Regions from separate parts of the Homo sapiens genome. Here region 2 is linked to region 1. A link is a loop called in an ENCODE intact Hi-C map of the cell type or tissue named here. Cell type or tissue: A673. All regions are shown on one strand. Links, peaks and the distances in the headings refer to the core of each region. The heading gives the core; the rest is flanking DNA.

Evidence for each region. Hi-C counts contacts between places; a loop is a spot of excess contacts. Peaks named below come from ENCODE experiments on the same cell type or tissue, not always from the same donor. Only the 100,000 strongest peaks of a DNase experiment are listed, where the experiment ranks them.
Region 2: a loop joins it to region 1, with 4 times the contacts of the local background. A loop is called at or near these places in 47 of 110 quality-filtered maps.

The regions. Positions count from the first base shown.
Region 1 is chr1:7,041,343-7,044,152 of GRCh38, reverse strand. The region is part of intron 3 of CAMTA1 (calmodulin binding transcription activator 1); the gene reads right to left. Among named protein-coding and RNA genes, the nearest start is that of CAMTA1-AS3, 28 kb to the right of the region's middle. In A673, for the core only: CTCF peaks have their summits at 1,045 and 1,246 (motif pointing left); no DNase peak of the experiment used is centred there.
Region 2 is chr1:7,206,693-7,209,502 of GRCh38, reverse strand. All of the region lies in intron 4 of CAMTA1 (calmodulin binding transcription activator 1), which reads right to left. Among named protein-coding and RNA genes, the nearest start is that of CAMTA1-IT1, 160 kb to the left of the region's middle. In A673, for the core only: a CTCF peak has its summit at 1,407; a DNase peak (open chromatin) is centred at 1,432.

The sequences.
Region 1 (2,810 bases), core at 115-2,614:
GTGACACCCACGTGCCTTCTGCAGAGACATCCAGGAGAAATTCCCACTGAAGGGGATGGCGGCAGCATCTCCCGTAGATCACTGCTCCTGACCTCCGCTGGCAGCCCTAATGGCCCTCTGGAGGATCCAGGTAATACAGTCACCCTCCCCTAGACCTATATCCTCCAAATGTTCCCAGTGAGGAATGTGAGCTCCTGCATCCAGAACCACCCTCTCCCCTGGCTGCCTGGCCCCCTGCGGAGATCACATGCATCTCTAATTTCTCTGTGTTCCGGCAACTCGGGGATTTAGAGCTGGAAGAGAAACCAGTGCGTGAGCAGTCTCACAAAAGCTCTAGCCTGAGGGCCCGAGTATTTGCTAAATGCAAAGCCTGCCAAACTGCACCCCCAAGGCCCTAATGTTCTCCCGTGAGCCACCCACCGAAGACGAAAACAGCTTCCCTGGAACCAACCTTCAGGAGCCACTGCTAATAAAGGCAGGCGTTTCTTACGTTCTACTGAAAAACGTCACCATATAAGGAAGATGACCAACCAAAGAGGACAGGAAGGGTGGGTCTGAGAAAGAGTCGAAGCCATTCTGCAACGGGGTAAATGTTTTCCGCCGAGCCTCTGGATGAGAATTTTGATGGCTCACATTTCCCGGACACTAGCTGGAAAACAAGCCCTGTGCTTTTAAGCACCCGACATCATGCACCATCTCCTTTTAACACCAAATAGCTGTAGGTGGACAGCACTATTACTGACCCCACCTGACGGAGCAGGCACGTGCACACACACACACACAGAGACATGCACACACTCAAGTGCACACACAGAAAGGTAAGGCAGACAAGCCTAATTAACCTAAGAAAATCTAACCCCAGGTTGCTGCCAGAAATGGACTTTGAGAATGCAGCTCAGGGTGAGCGTAGGGTGGGGGAAAGAGGAGGGCCCCTGCCTCTGAGTGAGGCCCCGATGCACCCACCATCCTATGAAAGCAAGCCTGCCCAGAGGCCTGTGCCAGCGGCCTTGGCAGTCAAATGTTCCCTAAGTGGCCACCTGTCCCGTCCTGCCAGGCTCCACAGCTGGGCAGACCTTCCACAAGTGAGAAAGCTGGGGCTGCGTGTCCATGCCCCAGAGCACACTGCAGCACACCCAGGCCAGTGAAGAAACTTGGGGGGTGGTTTGGTTGATTTCATTTTGTTTTCTTGAGGCAACCACACATTGAAGACTCTCAGAAACACCTGCTTTCTACCTTATTACAGTGACCTCTGGTGGTCAAGAATCAGATATTGCACAGCCAAATTAGAATTAAATAGCTTAATTTCAAGCAACTCTAGGTAACAAACGCCTAGAGGTCCTTTAAGAGGTTCTGAGAAGAGCAGAAGAGAAGGAACTGTGAGTCGGGAGCTGCTGCCAGCCCTACTGAAGGGAGGAGACTGGCTGTCACCTGACCCTGAGCAAAACCCGCTAGGGCTTCTCAGATGATGCTTCCAGAGCAAATGCGAAAGGCCTCCGCGCTCCAACCTGGGGCGGCATCTCGGCTGCTGCTCCCCCTCCCCCGACCAGCTGGTGGCATCTCAATGCCAGGCTTAGAGGGCACGGGCTCAGGGAGGTTTTTAGCAAAAGCTTTCCCCCTGCCAGGGGACCTGCCATGAGCTCAGGGGGAGGAAGGGTTTCTGGAAGGCTTGCGATCTCAGCGCCACCACCAGCCCTGCTCCAGCTGCTCCAGGGCTGAACAGGGAGAGGCAGGGAAACTGGGCTCCTTTCCCCCCACTGGAATCACAAGTCCCAGCCAAGAGAAGAAGGTCGGCCAGGAACAAGAGGAAGAAACAGCGTTTCTGCCCACACTCCATGGTACACTGGGTACCCAGGCTATGGTGCCAGGGCAGCCCAGGGAAGGGGGACGAGGAGGCAAGAGAAGCAGCATCTGCTTTGGGAGTCATTCTGGAGACTGAAAGGAAAGATAAAATCCCAGGGGCCATGATCAATATCCCCTTAGCCCTAAGCCAGGGCAGCAGAAGTCAGAGGCTGGAGGAGGGGAATTCTCCTGTGGAAAACAAAGCTGAACAGGGTATCCTGGAACAAACCTTAGCACAAGCAAGCACCTCTATCACCCTATCCCCAAGGACACTCTCAAGACATTCTAGACAGATGCTTTAAACCCTAAAAACTCTCCAGGGACAAGCATCCAACAACCTCAACCCATTCTAGGAGCTTCTAGAAGCTTCCAGATCAGAGCATTCAGACGTTAACCCCTGCACACATTATTGCCACCACTTGGTCTGTCCATAGTGTGGAGGCTTCAGTCAAATCCCCAAACACTAATGACAGATCCTCCCAAGGTATCGAGATAGTCTAGGCCTTGCTGTTTTGAATATGAAGACAGACTGGTTCGCTCTCCTGATATTCTTTGGAATTCAAAACGGATGTAGAATATCAATATCGTCTCAATTTTCCTTTATCTACGAGGAGACGTCAGCAAACCTTTCTGCCAAGGATTGTACAAGGATCATTAAAAGGAAAATGTCCATGGTAATTGTGCCTTTATGCGTATTTCTTCACTCCAATATTCTATAACATAATAATGTTTCACATTTCTACAGAACTGTCTTTTCAGCATGTTTTCGCATTATGCTTAATTTCGTAAGAGTTTCTCAGCCCCACATAACGACACAGTTCAATGCAAAATCAGATATAAATCTAGCTTAAGAGACTCTCAACAGGAATTTCACTTAAAACTGTAAATGTTAAAAGATTCTGCCTCTGATTTATGTTCTGTTGTGTGTGTGTGTTTCAAACAGTGAGCTTCCCCAGCCCTCTTAGACAATA
Region 2 (2,810 bases), core at 54-2,553, 170 kb before region 1:
CCTCCCAGTTCTGGAACCACCATCAAAGATGCAATTAATCCAAGGGTGAGACTCCTTTTACTCACACAGCCTCAGATATGAATCAACCCCAAAGTGTTAATAGATCAACAGTTATCTCTAATACCAAATACAATTTGCATTTGAGATGACATCTGCAATATTTTAAAAGCCAATGTCTAAAACAACAAACTTGGCAGTTTTTCTGAGTAGCAATTAACACAGTGACTAATCCTATCAAGAAGACAGTAATTGGCATGGAGACATCCTTCTCACACCAGCGGCAGGTTGAAAAACTTAATCCTAACCTCTTTTTAACAGCGTAGACTCTAGAGCATCTCTGCGCATCAAGGAAACTAAAGCAATTATTAAGGACAAGGGTAATTACCCTACAGTTTCAACAACAACAACAACAAAATAGAAGTATTCAAACAACAATCACATAGGAGAAAGGGTGGGGCCTTGAATCATGGTTAAAGGCTATTTCGGTATCATGGCCAGACTAGGAATAGACTATGGTGTCTCCACGGCCCCACCCAGGACAGAGTCAACCACAGCCCCATGCCAGCCAGTCGGCCCAGCAATGGTCACTGTAGCACATAGCTTTCTATACGAAGGGCTCAAGTGCTGATCTAGTCAAGTAGGAGGTCCCAAGGATTTAACATGTGAAACAACACATATCATCAAGCTGGTCCCTTCGACATCATCAGAACCCACTATGTTTACTCTCAGCCCACATAGTCAAGTTATTCTCCCCAGGTATGACACCTTTCCCCAGAATCTGTCTAAAGCCTTCCCACTCTTCAAGGCTCAGCTATGGTTCTAGGAAACAATCCCAACCCACGGCAGCCCTCAATGAACACTGGGCAATTTAAGCGCCTCTTCTCGGACCCACAAGAGCAAAACACAGAGGTGCACATGTTGACTCATTGCTTCCTGTGGGCTGGCTTGATTTACACCTTCAACAGAATCACATGGTTTTCAAGAGTCAAGCCCCTGCCCTATGTAGCTTTCACATCACCTAGCACAGGGGTAGACAAACAGGTAAAATTCTGGCAAAAATTCCACAGCATCTCAGATGCCCAATAAGGTACCCAATACTCAATAGGGTAAAGGGAGAAAGAGGCTCTTTGTGTGTGTGTGCATTTTGACTGACCTGATCATTGCAGAATTTTCAATGAAGTATGTAGTATGTGTTTACCAAATGAACAAACAAATGAATGAATGCACAATGAACAAACCAAAGAACAAACCAACTTTCATGAGCCTGGATCAGTTTGTCTGGGAGGTTAGCAAGTGTATCCAGTAAGGTCAAGGCTATGGACAAGATGTCTGCACAAGCCAGCTGGCTTCTGCCAGAAAGCACTGCCTGACGGAAGCCCGGTCTACACCTGCAATGCTCCCCAGTTGCCTGGAGGGTGTGCTGTTGGCCACAAGAGGAGCAAGCATGGAGAGAGAGGCTTCCAGCTCGGAAGGGATGTGTTACCCTTTTATAAAGTAGATGACGTGGCATTTTATTGAGCATGGAAACTTCTTACCCATATGCTGTAACCAAACCTTAGTTTAACCCTGGTTTTGCTGGGCAGCAGAATGAGGGAAATGCTAATGGAGGACATCCCTGGACCTGAGGTGAGTGGGCACTTAGCTTTCAAATGCCCAGGAGAGGTAGCAGGGCCCCAAACACTAAAGGAAGAGAAGAGCTCTTATTTCACGAAGACTGGGGAGATAAAGGCAGGTCTTGGATCCACAAGATACCAGGAGCTTGGAATAGACCACACCATATGGAGAAGCACAGAGCCGGTGGTTTGGTCATAAGAAATAAGGGAAGGACACCTGAGTCAAGGCCACAACTGGACCAGCCACTGGCCTCGTGACCCAGGATCCTGCAATGTACCCCTTTAGAAATAGGGTTGATCCTAGATCCACCCATTAGAGGTGGGACAGGGCTCCAAGGTCAATTTTCAGTTGTGGGTGATTGTGTCGGTTGGAAAAATAGAGTGTATATTTTTAGGTGGTATATACATTTTTATCAGAATGAATTCAGCTTTTTAAAACAAGAAGAAAACATTCAATGACAGATTTTCCTCCTGAATTTGTAATATAATATGATAGAAGATTTTCTTTCCACATTCATTTTCTACAGACCTCCCTGTCAGTGTCAGCAACCTGGCCCTTGACACGCTCACTGGGTATCACTGGTGTTATCCAGCGATATCACCTAATGTAAACATGTCTCCTCTTCCAAGCGGGTGGAAAGCCCCAGGAGTGGTGGGGAACTGGGTCTTATTCATCACTAAGCCCTGTTCAGAGCCTAGTAAAGTGTCAGGTACAAGATGCTACTCAGTGGATGCTGATTGTTGATAATTATACAACAGATATAATGCAAGTAAGTCAGCAAAGAAATTCCTCTAGGAGGCCAGTACCAGGGCCAGACACTTCTCAGCTAATAAAGTGTTTAATTTTTACAGAAGTGTGTTTCCCTCTCAGGAGACTAGGAAAGCAGCGTTGCCATTCTCAACTCCTACCAGCAGCCACTGAATGAGAGAGGGGCACTTAGAAGAAGCAGGCCGGGGGTGGGGTGTGCAATCCATGGAGACTGTGTCCATGTGGGAAGCAGCATTTGGGTCAGAATTTGGAAACCAAGGACTTAAGAGAAGTCATTAAAAAGCATGCTGCTTCTGTGCCATTTGCACTCCCTCAGACTGACAAAATTTAAGCATTGACAATAGCTAATGTTGGTAAAAATGTGAAGCAACAGAGGCTCCCACATTACAGAAAGGAGTGAGAACAGAATTAACGCCTTTGGAAAACTA